Regions from separate parts of the Homo sapiens genome. Here region 2 is linked to region 1. Evidence: read pairs that join two places in POLR2A ChIA-PET (ENCODE). Cell type or tissue: OCI-LY7. All regions are shown on one strand. Each heading gives the region's core, and the rest is flanking DNA. Links, peaks and the distances in the headings are about the cores only.

The links. Peaks named below come from ENCODE experiments on the same cell type or tissue, not always from the same donor. Only the 100,000 strongest peaks of a DNase experiment are listed, where the experiment ranks them.
Region 2: POLR2A ChIA-PET joins it to region 1 with 7 read pairs; 3 of 35 experiments call an interaction of 5 or more read pairs at or near these places.

Annotation. Positions count from the first base shown.
Region 1 is chr7:107,060,357-107,068,247 of GRCh38, reverse strand. The region is part of intron 1 of PRKAR2B (protein kinase cAMP-dependent type II regulatory subunit beta); the gene reads right to left. PRKAR2B-AS1 (PRKAR2B antisense RNA 1) reads left to right here. Exons shown (of 4, transcript XR_007060469.1): 3 at 778-845; 4 at 3,766-3,925. Among named protein-coding and RNA genes, the nearest start is that of PRKAR2B-AS1, 15 kb to the left of the region's middle. In OCI-LY7, for the core only: no CTCF peak of the experiment used is centred there; DNase peaks (open chromatin) are centred at 2,430, 2,787 and 3,777; H3K4me3 peaks cover 2,541 bases; H3K27ac peaks cover 3,159 bases.
Region 2 is chr7:106,959,408-106,967,298 of GRCh38, reverse strand. No RefSeq gene overlaps it. Among named protein-coding and RNA genes, the nearest start is that of PRKAR2B, 81 kb to the left of the region's middle. In OCI-LY7, for the core only: no CTCF peak of the experiment used is centred there; a DNase peak (open chromatin) is centred at 4,368; H3K4me3 peaks cover 1,795 bases; H3K27ac peaks cover 2,059 bases.

The DNA.
Region 1 (7,891 bases), core at 1,654-6,653:
CACAGGACTATGAGCTCCTGGTTTAAAAGGTCGGGAAGTCTTTGTTTTCCTGGGGTCCTTAGGTTTCTGTGTCTTTCTGAAGTGTTTAAGGTAAAGGTTTTCCACAAAGGTGGCATCGCTATCTAGAAGATGTTTTCTAAATTTGTGGGGGCAATTTTGATTGTCACGGTAATTCAGAGGACACCCTTCCTTGGCTTTTGTCAGGCAAACTCCACAACAATCCTGCACAACAAAGAACTGTCCTGCAACCTTCAACTTTTGTCCTGCATAACTTTTAAAACATCCCACTGGGCATTCACATTGGCAAAAAAAAGTCCATTTATAACCATCTGGGCCTAAATCCTAATACAGCTCTTTATATACACTTGATTCATTTATGCAGTTTTAATATACATCAAATTTTCTACAACACAATGACAACATCAAATTTGGGTTTTGTTTCTTGCTTTGTTTGGAATTTTACTAATAGATGTTCATCATTTCAGAAAACCATGCGACTACTACAATGCTCCTTATGGTATTTGGATTCCTAGTACAATGCTTTTTGATCAGACTCCGTTTGCAGCTTTTATATTCATAGAGCCTCCACATCTAGGTGGGACAATCTAACTACACTGTCTTCTTGAGTACATGCTGAAACACATACCTACTGAAATACATTTTACTTGCTATAAATTATTTTAATTTATTTCTCCTTGATATTTTTGCTAGACATTCTATCAATTTCTAAATCGTGAGTAGACAGGTTGTAAGTCTATGATTTTCATTTTCTGACAGTAAATGGGGCATAGGATTGGACAGTTAAGAAGATGGGTGCACCAAGCAAGTGGTATGCAGTAATTAAGGTAAATACTGGGTTTTGAGAACAATCACCAAAAATCCAATCTCTCATGCCCATATCCCTCCATTTCCACTTGCAGGGATGAAACACAAATGTTTCCTGTACAAACTTTCAGCAAGTTAACGGTCACCTTCATCATTTTTCTAAGCTTTTTAGTCTAATTACCAAAATAGAGAAGAAGGCTGGGATTCAGGGTGGAGGCCTTGCTGGAAATAAAGAAATGTGCATCTGGCCAAGCTATGCCTGGTCCTCTCTCTCAGGAAAGTAAGTCAGGGAAGGGGAGCAGGAAGGTGACGATGGGCACCGCCAACATCCCGACCTTCCACATCACTGGCAGGGAGGGGGTGAAGCATGGGGCATGGACAGACCACCCAAGTGGCAGACAGGAGCCTTGGGCTCTAATACTGGCCACATTGCCTTCTGATGGCGTAGATGAACCATGTAACCTTGACTTAAATTTTCAACTTGTGATATATGGAGAGTAAAATCTGCCCTCCTTCTTTCAGGGGGTTTTTCTGAAGAAAAAAACCTGGCCAGGCACGGTGGCCCACGCCTGTAATCCCAGCACTTAGGGAGGCCGAGGTAGGCAGATCACCTGAAGTCAGGAGTTCAAGACCAGCCGGGCCAACATAAGAGAAACCCCATCTCTATACTAAAAATTAAAAAAAAAATTAGCCGGGCGTGGTGGTGAGCACCTGTAATCCCAGCTACTCGGAAGGCTGAGGCAAGAGAATTGCTTGAACCCAGAAGTCAGAGGTTGCAGTGAGTGGAGATCCTGCCACTGCACTCCAGCCTGGGCAACAGAGCGGTACTCCATCTCAAAAACAAAAAAAACCTAAACATCTTTGGATGTACCTGTCAACTATAAATTCCTATTCAAATGTAAGAGACTGACGCTTATTTAGTGTAAACTAATATTACCACTTTTTAAATATAAAAAATACACAGCAATACAAATTCCCAAAAAATGTTAACAGATGAAGGTATCTTAAAATGTGACAAGTCAAATTAAATTTTCTCAGACTTTTGGTTTTTACCTTTAGATTTTCTTATTCTGTGGATATTTGGTGAATACACACACACACACACACACACACACACACACCCCACATAGAGAGAAAACTAGAGACTAGGATAGAACGAAAAAATAGGAAACATATTGTATGCCTGGAGAAACAAACAATATGATTTAAGAACAGAGTAAAATCCTAGCATTTTTAAGAGAATATAACCTAAGATCTTAGTGAATCCCCAAGGAAAAAAGACAAAAATATTTATATAAGGTTTGACTTTCTCCCCAACACTACTGCAGTGGAACACTGAGTCCTATGTTCCTATGAATATCTTCGTGCTTGTATAACCAGAGATATCTTCTGTTGCCAAACTATATTCCACTAGATTCGTTTAGTTCCTACGCTCCCAAGAGACCCAGAAGTGTAACTGATTCAAGTCTTCTTTAATCCTTCCGTGTCCTTACAAGAAAAATCCTCCATTACTTTGGATAAACCGAAGAAGTCTCTATCTCAGCAGTGAAAACAGCCTCCCATACCTGCTGGACGGAGTTCTGCACCAGGCCAGCAGGAACTGCTTATCTGCTCACCTCTTCATGCCCAATGCCTATCACAGTGCCTGGCAGATAAAGGTGCTGAGTAAATACCTGCAGAATGCATCAATAAACTCTGCAAGGAAACAGAGCAAGTCTCCCTCTCCCCATTAATTTTGTTGCTGTATTGAGTGTGGATGCTGGGCACTGGAATTGTAAGAGAGTCCCTGCCCTTGAAGAGCTTATTAAGTCTAGTTGTATTTTCAAATACAATGGCTTCAAAGACTTACACCCTGCAAGTAGCTACCTAATTTAGAAATACCGCAGGTGAAAGAGAAATCCAGTAGAAGACTAAAAAACCTAAGATAATCTATGAAACTAAAAGGTTGATAGCAGTACACACAGTTTGCATCTCTGAGCATACTCCTGGGAGGGAAACTCCAAGTTAAAGAAACAAGAGCCCTGAGCTGTGATCTGCAGTCATAAACACACACACACACACACACACACACACACACACACACACACACACACACACACATACACACACCCCGAGCAAACAAAAATAAAAAACAAACTACCCTATCTACACTGGAGCTGTGTTAGTTAAATTAGCCTTTTGCAGAAAAGTGTTCGTATACCCTAAGTGAAATATACACAATAATCTTGGATTCAGCTGAATAATTTTAGCATCCTTATCCGCCCATTAATCACCTTTTCTAGCAACAAACACTTTCTGAATCTGTTAACTGTCTAAATAAAATATTCTAGAAACTGTGTAAATTGAAACCATGTAAGATAATTATTTTTGACAGAGTAAATATTTAGTGCAGAATAAATGAATTTCTCTTATGCCTGTGCTTCAAAAATTAAAGTGAAGTAAGGCTCACCCTTGAACCAAGGAATAATTAACTTTTTTAAAAGGTCAACAGCAAACAGGCAAATAAACAACAAAACTTGAAAATTTTTCTGATTAACCTAACACACACAACTTGCAAACTTTTAATACATACATAATTTCTGGTATTGAAAAGGACCACTTATTTTCTACATTTTTGTTAAAAGGTACTGAACCTTGACCACAATTATTAATACTCAGAGATACTTTACTCATCACTGTCTTGTAAGCCCTTGAAATACTATGTATTTCTAGATACACAGTGCCTAGGAATTTGTTGAGATTCAGCCTGTGAAGGGGCTCAAAGGTACAAGGACAGAATAATAGTTGGCGGGTACCCTCCAAGGCTTCATGGTCTTGGTCTCAAGGAGACACAGATTATGAACCATGTACCTCAAGGCACTTCTTATGAGACATAACGGGAGCTGTTTGAGAAGCCAGCACTTGGGAGACCACTTTTCTTCTTCCTTTTTGATTATACAGCAAAGAAGCACAGAGATCAGGTGTCCAACCCACTCAGACACGTGGATTACGGCTGGAGGTGGGGCAGAGTAAGACGAAATATCGATGCTCCTTCTGCTTTTACAAAGTGCCAACTTCAAAGACTTTCTTTATATTTACTAACCGAATTCCTCAAAATATAACTGACACTTTAGAACATGAAAGTAATAGAATGATTAAATTAGAAAAAAACATATTTTTGCTTGTGAATGAACATGAGTCTCCAGTTCTTAATTCATGAGGATTTTACCAACAATGCCCTCTTAGAAAAAGAGAGAAAAATACAGTTTCAGCTAGAAAAATCCTAAAATGACTAAGTTTTTATAAAACTACACAGAGATTTGAGGCAGTAACAATGTCAAGAAAAACGTTCCCAAATACTTTCAGGATTTTAAATGTGGGCTCAGAGTTAAGTAGAAAGGAGTGGGAAACGCCACTGTCAAGACGATATAAATTCACTTTCTGCTTCTCCATACACAAAACTGTCTCTTTTAAGTCTGTACGGTCAGATTCATGCAAAGAGCAGATTTATGGAGACCAATGTTCTGCTTGTAAGAGTAAACAATCCAAACTAGGCTAAGAACACCGGAAAAGCTGGAAGCTGCAAAGAGTTCAAATTGCTACATGTCTATAAAGTCACAACAAAACAGCTCCAGAGAAGGGTAATTTGGGAGAAACAAATGGGAAAAGGCAGGAGGGAGACTTTGAAATGAAGAGCAACTGAGAGAATAATCAGGGATGTGATTAAGGTTGGCCTACTAATAAGAGTACGGTTATAGAAAATACCCATATTCAAAGCCTTCCTCATACAACTCCCAGAATGAAGATATTCCTGCCATTCCAGTCTCAGCTCAAATAACCCCCTCTCAGGAAGCTTTTCCCTGAACACCCAGTTTAAAGTTGCCCCTCTTGTTCCTTTCCATGGTATCATCCCGTTTCCTTTTCTCCAGAGCTGGCAAAAGAGACCTGTTTTATGTTTATTGTCTGTCTCCTCCTTCGCTACATTATAAGCTCCATGAGGGCAGGGTCTTTCCTTGTCTGTCTGCTTCATTACTGTATCCCCAAGGCTTAGAACACTGCTGGCTACAATATATATTAGGTTCAAAAATGCTGAAGCAATAGTGCTAATGAAAAATAATATAATAGGGGTGGCACCTAAAGATCATTTGGCCAGGCATGGAGGCTCATGCCTGTAATCCTGGCACTTTGGGAGGCCCAGGTGGGCAGATCACATGAGGCCAGGAGTTCAGCCTGGCCAACATGGTAAAACCCGTCTCTATTAAAAATACAAAAATTAGCCAGGCATGGTGGTGCACACCTGTAGTCCCAGATACTTGGGAGGCTGAGGCATGAGAATCGCTCAAACCTGGGAGGCAGAAGTTGCAGTGAGCTCAGATCGTACCACCGCACTCCAGTCTTGGTGACAGAGTGAGACACAGTTTCAAAAAAAAACAGCAAATGTTATGTATACAAGTATTGAGTTTCTGAAACCCATAAATTAAAATATATAGTACTGGCTAAAAACATAAAATAGACTTTTAACACTAGAGCTTGACTAGTCTTTGGCTTTTTTTCAAGTAGTATTATTAAAAGCAGTACCATTTATGCCCCACAATTATGAAAATGTAACCTGGTTTTAGTCTCTAACAAGAATAATGAAAGATTTCACAAGATAATCAGAGCAGAAGGCAATGGCATTTCTCAATAAAATGTGGAAAAAAAAGATTTCAAGAGTGTCCACATTTCCAATTTTTTTTAAAAAAAGATGTGAAATTGACATACAATAAAATGTACAATTCAATGAGTTTTGATAAACATATACATCCACAACCAACACTCCAATCAAGATATAAAACATTTTCAACACCTTGGAAAGTTTCCTTGAACCCCCTTACTGTCAATTCCCACTATCTCATAGGCAATTACTTGTTAGGATTTCTACCACTGTAGTTTAGCTTTGCCTGTCTTTGAACTTCATGCAAACATAAGATTAATTCGTACTGTTCTTTTTTATTGATGAGTAGTATTCCCTTATATGAATATACCACAATATATATATCTCCATTCTCCTGTTGATGGACATTTCAGTTTCCAGTTTGAGCTATTTTGAATAAAGCTTTTATAAATATTCTTTAATATTCTTCTAAATATTCAACCCTTTGTTGGTAATATTCATTGAAAAAACTTCCAGTCTTGTGCTTGTCTTTTCATTTTGTTTACAATAACTTTGGTTGAATAAAAGCATATGTTTACAACCATTTTGTAAATGTTACTTTTATTTCTCTTAAATACCTAGGAGTGGGATTGCTTGGTCATAGGTGGGTGAATGCTTAACTTTATAACATACCCACAGTTTTCCTAAGTGTTTATATCACTTTATGCCCTCCAGGACCATATAGGAGTTCCAGCCAACATAAGGTATGTCTTATTTTAGCCATTCTTGTGTGTGTTTAATGATGTGTGTGTTTAATGGTGTCTTACAGTGGTTTTTTCACTATCCTGATAACTAAAAATATTGAGCACTATTCCACGTGCTTATTGGCCATTCTTATGTCTTCTTTTTTTTCCGAGACAGAGTCTCACTCTGTCGCCCAGGTTGGAGTGCAGTGGCACAGTCTTGGTTCACTGCAACCTTCGCCATCCCGGTTCAACCGATTCTCCTACCTCAGCCTCCCAAGTAGCTGGGATTAAAGGCATGTGCCACCACTAATTTCTGTATTTTTAGTGGAGACAGGGTTTCATCATGTTGGCCAGGCTGGTCTCAAACTGCTGACCTCAAGTGATCTGCCTGCCTAGGCCTCCCAAAGTGCTGGGATTACAGGCATGAGCTACTGCACCCAGCCATTCTTAGGTCTTCTTTATTGACGTGTTCAAGTCTTTGCTCAGTTTGATTAGGGTCTTCTTATTATTGAACTTTACCAGTTCCTGTTATATATTCTCAGCAACAGCAAATTAAAATGTATAATTTTAAAAATCCCAGTTGTGATAAGTTACATAGGAATAAACCTAAGAAAAGATAGCAAAATCCTTATGGAGAAAATTATAAAACATTATTGAAGAATATGAAAGGAAGACTGAATAAAGGGAGATATATCATGTTCATGGATAGGAAGACTCAGTATCATTAAAATATCTGTCATCTCCAACTTTGTTTATAAATTCAAGCAATTCCAATAAAACTACCAATAAAGATTTTCTACAAAACTGAAGAAGCATATCCTAAAAGTTTTATGGACTAATAAAAGCCTACAAATGATTAAATCATTTTAAAGCAAAAAAAAAAGTGAGAGTTACCATACCATATATCAAGACCATTTTAAAGTCACATTAATTAAGGGAAAGAGGCATTGAGGAAAGGACAGCAAACCCAATAGAACAGAACAGAAGCTTGAAGTACATTCACATGTATGTGGAAATTTGTACATTCACAGATAAATGGAAATTTAACATTTAAAAATCAGTGGGGGAAAAAATGAGTCAATACATGATGCATACTAAAATAATGAAATGAGATTCCCTAATTCATACCATATATAAGAATAAATTATAGATTAAAGCCTTAAAGATGAAACTCAAGACTTACAAATTTTTGCAGGAAAATAAAGAGATTACCTTTTTAATTTGGGTTAGTGATGAAATCCTTAAACAAGGCAAAAAAAATCACAAGCAAAAGGAATGATTAACATTAGCCTACATTAAAATTAAAAATTATGTTCAAAGTTATTGTAAACAAAATGAAAAGACAAACCTAAGATTGGGAGATTTTTTTCAATGACTATTGCCAACATAGGGTTGGTAGCCAGAACATTAAAGGAAGGAAGGAAGGAAGGAAGAGAGGAAGGGAGGGCGGGAGGGAAGGAGGGAAATCCTTCTACAAATCAGTAAGAAAAACACAATCAGCCAGATGGGAAAAATGGCAAAAAATTTTCAAAGAAAATAAACTACAAATACAGTCAATGAACAGGAAAAGATGTTCAATGTCACTAGCAATAAGAGGAAAACAAATTCAATTCACAGTAAGATGCTACCTGACATCCATCCTACTGTCAAAGCTTGTTGAAATCTGACAATATTGAATGTTCGCTTCAATGTGAAAATCAGGGACTCA
Region 2 (7,891 bases), core at 1,265-6,264, 100 kb after region 1:
CGGCCTCTTTTCTGTGGTCCTGGAGATCTATGTCCCCATCCGCACTCCCTTGCTCAGGATCTGCTTTGCCCCGTTCCTGTCCACCCCTGATACAGGAGGGAGGCAGGGAAGTGCTGGGTAGAGAAGGGCGGGATCCCTGGAGGGGCTCCACCCTCAGGCCTGTGCATGCAGACCTAAGTGAGAACAGGCACTCCTGTTTTCATGCCCAAATGTTGCATTTTCCAAGACCACTTTGGCCCACCATGCCCCCCCATCCTGTGCCCATATAAACCTGAGACCTTAGCGGGCACAGACACAAGTGGCTGAATGTCGGAACCAGCAGACCAGTGACAACAGAACAATGTGGCAGAGAAAGAGAGAAGAGGAAGGACGCCTGGAGGCCTAGGGGAGTTCAGCCTGGAGCAGTCAGAGAAGAGTGAGCCACTGGGCAGCCCAGCTACAGGGGAAGACCACTCTCCCCACTCCATCCCCTGCTTCTCGCTCCCTGTCCATCTTGCTGAGAGCCACCTCTACCACTCCATAAAACCTTGCACTCATCCTTCCAGCCCACATGTGATCTAATTCTTCTGATACACTGGGCAAGAACTCGGGATACAGAAGGCTGTCACACTGGCCCCCTGCCCTTGTGATAAGGCAGAGGGTTTATTGAACTGATTAGCACAAGCCATATGTAGATGGCTAAGCTGAGAGAGCACACTGTAACACACATCCGCTGGGGCTTCGGAAGTCGCAGACCCCCACCCATAGACGCTGCTGAGGGGCTGGAGCCCAAAAGTGCTCCCTACTGCCTCTGTACCTGCCCCCCTAGGAGTCTGAGCAGCGGGGCTACTGAAGGAGTGAGCCACACCCTTGTTGCACATCCTGAGAGGGGCATAAGGGAACTCTCCTCTTTCACCCCAGCCCTCTCAGTTTAAGATACAAGCATTCACCTAATGAGTAACTGGTGATGAATGAACAGTAACTGGAGAAGGCAAGCAATAAGGAGGAGAGCAGCTCCCAAGGAACTACTGACATCCTTGCAATGGCATTCGGAGGTGGCTCAGCATAGCTCAGTCTGAACCAAATCCATGCTAAGAAAGAGACAGAGTGGGAATTTATTATTATCTTTTCAAATACTTGCTGGAGTCACTTGCAAATCAGAAGAAATACAACATTGTATGCAGCTATGTTGCCCACCTATCTGGAGCTTTAGAAAGGATGCTCTCAAAAAATTAAAATGAAGGAGGTGGCACGGAATTAAACTATGAACTCCACACAATGGTACAGAATAGAATACGGAATGTGGAATATGCAAAGCCATTACAAAGACAATGTTCTTCAGCTTGCAAGACAGTGAACTGACTAATATTAAGCATAGCTAAAGAAATAATGTGAAAATCAGGAGCATGGTGGTCAGCTTGGGGATTAGAGTCATAACAAATAGAAAATATAAGGAACAGTTGGCAGGACCCTCCAAACCATTGTCCAGAGGAGATGAAATAATCCCCCTTCTATTGGTGGGACCAATCCCATCATGTAGGTGAAGCCTCAGGCCATCTCAGCCTGATGCCATTAGCATTGGATTTATCTGGAGAACTCTTTTTGTTCTGATTTCCTGCTCTCCAGGCAATCTTTGATTATTATCTGACTTCCTCTGTCATTTTGCCTACGGAAATGGATCTGTTACAAGGGCTTTTAGTATTCCATTTCTTACAATAGTTTTCTTTTTCTGACTGTAAAAGAACAAAATGGCATTTTGACCACTATATTATTTGGCCTGCCCTGTAGGTCCACCAACCTGAGGAGGAAGGGCTGGTTATACAATCCATGAGTGTTCCTGTTCCTGGGAGAGGTACTTCTCATTATAAATGAATAATCTGGTATTCTGTTTTGGGGGCTTAGTGAATATGAGTCTGTCCCTGAGGAGGGTTCATGTACTTTGAGAGCACTTGGGTTTCTGAGCCTGGAAGGAAGAAAACCTGGCTCAGGAACGTGGAAAGTTCTCTTGGTGAGGACACAGCCTACTGAGCTTTATTTCCTATGTGATAAGCACATATGCTTCAAGTTGCTGTTATTTTTCCATTTTAGGCAAAGATAAAATGTTCAATGCATAATGTAAGATCCAGTGTTTACTGTGCATGATATGCTCCATATTAACATCTAGGTTTCTAGAACATAAGTGTGGCATTGTTTTCATCACAGTCACACTTTTAAAAATTCCTCTAAACTCAGTATAAAATAAACAATGTTTTAAAATTTTAACTTAATTAAAATCCTAGTGCAGATGCATTTATTACTAGGTCTACTAATTAAGTAGGGGAAGGAAGAAGGCAAATGAATTATTTCAACCCCAAACTCAACCCCTCCTATTCCCCTACATGCAAGGGATGATATGAGATTTGTGCCAAGAGATGAGAATTTCCATCCTGTTTGGATTATGCTGGAATGCTTTTGGAAGATACGTAAGAGAAGAAAACAGTATGATTCTCTGTTTACTTCTTTTTTGGATACACATTTATAAGCCCTCAGAAGCATGCCTCAAGAAAGCATGATTTCTAATCTAAAGTAAGCAGAAGCTGGGGTTTTTGAACGGAATGGCAGGATTGCCTAAGAGGGGATCCTCTCCGGTGATAATGGCTGCTGTTTCCATGGCAATTGCAGATTCACCTGCACATCCAGTCTCTGCTCCTTTTGTTCATAGCAAACTATCATTAAGCAGCCACCAGTACTATCAGCAAGGCAGAAGCATTTAAGGAAACTGGTTCCCACCATTCTGTGTTCAGATCTTTTGTTCTGTAATGGATCTGCAACTCCCTAGTGTCTTGTTGACATAATAGCATGAGGCTGCTAGAAAAAAATGTTTGTGATCTCACCTGGGCCAAATTTTTCTGAGAAAGTGGTAGTGTTTAATTCTCATATCCAGTAATTCCCAAACACTCGTATGTCTCAGAATCCTCTAAATTTGCAAAAATTCCCAGGCCCCACCTCCAGAGAATCTGACTTAGTAGGTCTGAGATGGGGGAGAGGTTTGAGGTGGGGCTGAGGACTGATTTTTTTTTTTTTTTTGAGACAGTCTCGCTGTGTCGCCCAGGCTGGAGTGCAGTGGCGTGATCTCGGCTCACTGCAAGCTCTGCCTCCCAGGTTCACGCCATTCTCCTGCCTCAGCCTCCTGAGTAGCTGGGACTATAGGCGCCTGCCACCCCACCCGACTAATTTTTTGTATTTTTAGGACAGAAGGGGTTTCACCGTGTTAGGCAGGATGGTCTCGATCTCCTGACCTCATGATCCGCCCGCCTTGGCCTCCCAAAGTGCTGGGATTACACGCAAGAGCCACGGCGCCCGGCGGAGGACTGAATTTTTAACAGGTACCATAGTTTATTCAGTTACAGATGGTCCCAAGACAATATGTCAGAGACACCTTATTTTGGATACTCTCCAAATAATCCAGAAGAGGAGAGAATTGGACACTGTCCCCTTCATAATTTTAAAGAAGCTTATGATTTTAAAGAGAACAGTTGACTCTCAACGAATTTCTCTGGCAAAGAATCTAGTTTGAATATACTCAGGCCATATGGCTTTAGTTAGGTGGCAAAGTCATTTTAGGATCGGCCTGAGTGTTAGATTTGCTTTTGAGGCTCAGATCATTATAACTCGTTTTCAGGGCTCCCTCAGAGCAGTATCTAACATCTGCTTTCTCATCTATAGAAAAGACAAGGAACTACTCCCATGGCAGGACAAGGCCAGCTTCAGAAAACAGGCAGGTGGGGCTGTTACTTCCAAGGGCAAAACAAAGATCAAGTACTAAACCATGCTCTACCTTTCTCATAAAGGTCAGTGTGGGCTTCAGCTTTAGGAAGGCTGGAGCTTCAAAGCTGTAGGAGGGAGAAGAAGGCATCTCTTTGATTCCTTTTCTTGCTGATGCTTAAAAAAGCTATGAGCCCCACACCTTGAAGAAGACCTCCTGTAGTAATCTCTCTTCCTTCATCTTTCAATTTTTCAGCCTCCTAGGCTTTAGATGTTCTAAGATAAAGTCTCTCCCCACTCTTTTAGTGTCTAGGTTGTGCTGATGCCTCTTTTAAACATACTGTGTTTGTTAGATACAGACTACTGCAGGCACTTGCCTCTGGGGATGGCCTTGGAAAAGACTATGGTACATCTAGGAAACCTTCCCACAGAGTTGGCATTTAAGGTACACAGGAATCACACTTGGTGGCTTAAGTTTAAATTCAGAGCATCCTAAGTACACTTTGCTCCTGCCCCAACCCCACAGTCCCCCATTTCAGAAATAACTTCAGCGTGCGTGTGCCAAAGTGCTGCAGGTGGTACTTGAGCTTTTATTCAAATGCAGTTTCTCTTTGAAGGAGAACAAAGTAGATTGGAATAAAAGTCCTATTTTTGGAAAAGAGAAGTGATGCCCTGATAGATATTTGCAATGTAAAAACTCCTTTCTATAGGAAAGCATCCTCAATTACTTCACTTTCTTTACAGCAGGTGACTCAGGAAGAGCTCCAAATCACAGCAAGTACCTGTTGACCATGACTACTTATATTGCTGGTAACTTGGTAGCTTTTCCCATTTTCACAAAATGAGAACAAAATGACTGGTTTCCATTGCAATATGTAGGCAATTGTTGGCAACCGCTTTTATTTTTATTTTATTTTATTTTTTAACCTCTACTCATTGTTGTGAACTAGAACGTCCCTTGCATCAATAACTACAGGGCCAGCTTTGTATACAAGTCACAGTTTAGGGGTGAGTGCAGAGGTGCTGAGTTATTATCTATGTCAAATGAACTACAACATGGAGTTGCTCTACCTTGAAAATGACAGAGAAAAGAAGCAGTAAAATGTAATGGTGAAACCTGCAAGTTTGGGAACCAGGCTGCCTGAGTACTAATCCATGTGGTACTGCATTCTCAACAGGCTCCTTATCTGTAAAATGGGAATAATGAGAGCTGGGGAGAATTATACAAGGTGCCTTTAGTGGAGGGCCAGCATTTAGCCAGGGCCCAGTACACACTTGCTCTTCTGGATGTGCTATTCGATGGAGTGATAGCTCAGGGGATACTCCTAGATTTATTTGAAGATCAGGGAGACAATGCTATCACTTATTTGGACTAGAAGAGTTAGCTCTCTGGTTGCCATCTTGTATTCATGGGATGGATGCTCAAATCAGCCCCTGTGAATCCCTTAAACAAGCAAGTGGGAGCAAGCATGCCAATAGAGTTGAATTTGGTGCTAGCCATTTCTGTTTCCTGTCGACCAAGATCCCCTTTCCTACACACCCAGGTTCCATGATCAGATCTCTTTATCAGATCTTATGGCTTGCCTCTTCAATATTAAGAACTGCCATTTAGGGCCAGGTACAGTGACTCAGGCCTGTAATCCCAGCACTTTGGGAGGCTGAGGCGGGTGGATCACTTGAGGCCAGGAGTTCCAGACCAGCCTGGCCAACATGGTAAGAACCCATCTCTACTAAACACACACACACACACACACACACACACACACACAATTAGCTGGGCATGGTGGTGCGTGCCTGTAATCCCAGCTACTCAGAAGGCTGAGGCTGGAGAATCACTTGAACCTGGGAGGTGGAGGTTGTAGTGAGCCGAGATGGCACCACTGCACTCCATCATGGGCAACAGAGCGAGACTCCATCTCAAAAAAAAAAAAAAAAAACAACCAGATCTACCATTTAGCCATTTATTGTCAAGCTCTTTTTACCGTCTAAAAAGAAATCAGGGGACTCTTTGTCTCAATGGAATCATTTCTTCCTGTGCAGTTGAATAAAGCAGAAGGGTTTGGAATAAACAAGGAAAAATCCAGCTCTCCTTGATGCCTCCAACCCCTCACCTCTTAATCTCTTCATCCCTTCTTCATATGTCCATTGAGTACCTATCCTGTGTGCTAAGTGCTAATGACACACAGTGAAGCAGATAAACATGGTCCTGCCCTCAAGACACTCATATTCTAGAGAGAGAATGATCATAAACAAGAAAATGGACAAAGAAACAATTTTATGTTGTAATAAGTGTTTTAATAAAAAGAAAGAAGGAAGGGGCTGAAAGAAGAGAACAGTGGATCAGAGAGTTGGGGTGCTACAATAGATAGGGTGGTCAGGGAAGGGGCTGCTATGGGTGGGACCCTAAGCTGAGAAAAGACTGCCTCTTTGCGAGGTGATTGTGGGCAAGGTGATGTTTTTAACAATGAGCCAGGCTTGGGTTGAGATGAGGAGGTAAAATCCTTTGAAAAAGGCTGAGATTATGATGCTGGTGCTGGGCTCAGAGCATACACCCCAGAGGACTCAGGGAAATATGTATATGGGGTGGGTCCTTGAGTTCCTGGCAGATCAGGTGTATACAGAACACAATGCTAATTCATTAATTCATTCTTTCACTCCACAAGTTTATGGAGTATTATAATAGGTCATGTACTATTCTGGGTGCTTGGACTACATTAGCAAACAAAACAAAGATTTCCACTCTGGAGCTTGTGTTCTAGCTGGAGGAAATAGAAAACAACTAACAAAAGTAACATGCAAGAAAATTATGTCCAATATTGGAAGGTGTTAAGTGCTATCAAAAAAAATAAGACAAGGTAAATTAAGGTAAGGAGGAATCGGGAGTGCCAGGGGTAAAGGTATCTGCACACACGTGTGCATATGTTTGTGTGTATGTAATTTAAAATAGAGTGGTCAGCATAGGCCATGTCAGAAGGGAGTGTCTTAGTCCATCTTATGTTGCTATTGCAGAATACCACAGACTGGATGATATATAATGAACAAAAATTTATTTGGCTCACAGTTCAGGAAGCTGGGAAGTTTAAGAGCATGGTCTTGGCATCTGGTAAGGATATTTGTGCCGTGTTGTCCCATGGTGGAAGGCAGAAGGGTAAGTGAGGGTGACAGTGAGAGACAGGGAGTGCTAAACTTGGCTTTATAACAGCACAGTCTTGAGATGATGAACCCACTCTTATGATAATGCCATTAATCCACTCATGAGGATGGAGCCCTCATGGCTTAATAACCTTTTAATAGTTTTACCTCTTAATACCGTCACAATGGCAACTAAATTTCAACGTGAGTTTTGGAGGGGACGTTCAAATAATAGCAGTGAGATTAAAGGTGAGGGGTTTAGCCTTACAGGTAACTGGGGAAAGGGGTCCAAGCAGACTGAACAGCCAGTACAAAGGCTGGAAAGTAGGACATGAGACTCTGGTAATGAGTGTCTGGGGGACCTGGACCTCTGGGGTGACTAACCAGGGATGTGAGGCACCGTGAGCCAGTCCTGAGGGTCTCTGAGATGAAGTGGGGCTGCAGCTCCTAAGGCACACCGCACTGGTGCTCACAGCAGCTGCCACTCTAGAGGCTGGAGCTGGTGTTGCAGGTTTATGAGCTGAGACTCAGGAGGCTGTGGGTGGGACACTGCCAGGTACTGGAGTCATACAAAGATGCTGACCTGCTTCTCTCTCTGCCTCCAAGATTTCTGAAACCCTTCTCTGTAGCACCACTCTGGCTTCCTCAACCTCCTAAAAGGCTTCATGGACCCAAATTTCCAGTATCCTCTTCTAGTCCTATCTTGTTCAATCCCAACCCCAACTCCTCAAGGCAGAGGACCTCAATGAGAGGTTAGGAGGGAAGCAACCAACCTGAGCTAACAACCCAGGGCTTTCCGGGGTGGCAGGAGTTTTGATTGAATTCCTGGGAGTGCCTGTGGCTGGAGTGCTGTGTAAGCTGATGAGTTATGGGGCTGAGAACTTGGCATTTAGATGGTAGAAAACCAGAATATTCAAGGTCAGACAAATTTTGGTTTACATTTCACCTTTGCCACTTTTTAACTGAGAGACCTTGGAAAAGTTATTCTGTTATTCTCAGGCTCTCCTAGAAGCCTCGGGGAACCCTGGGCAGCTTT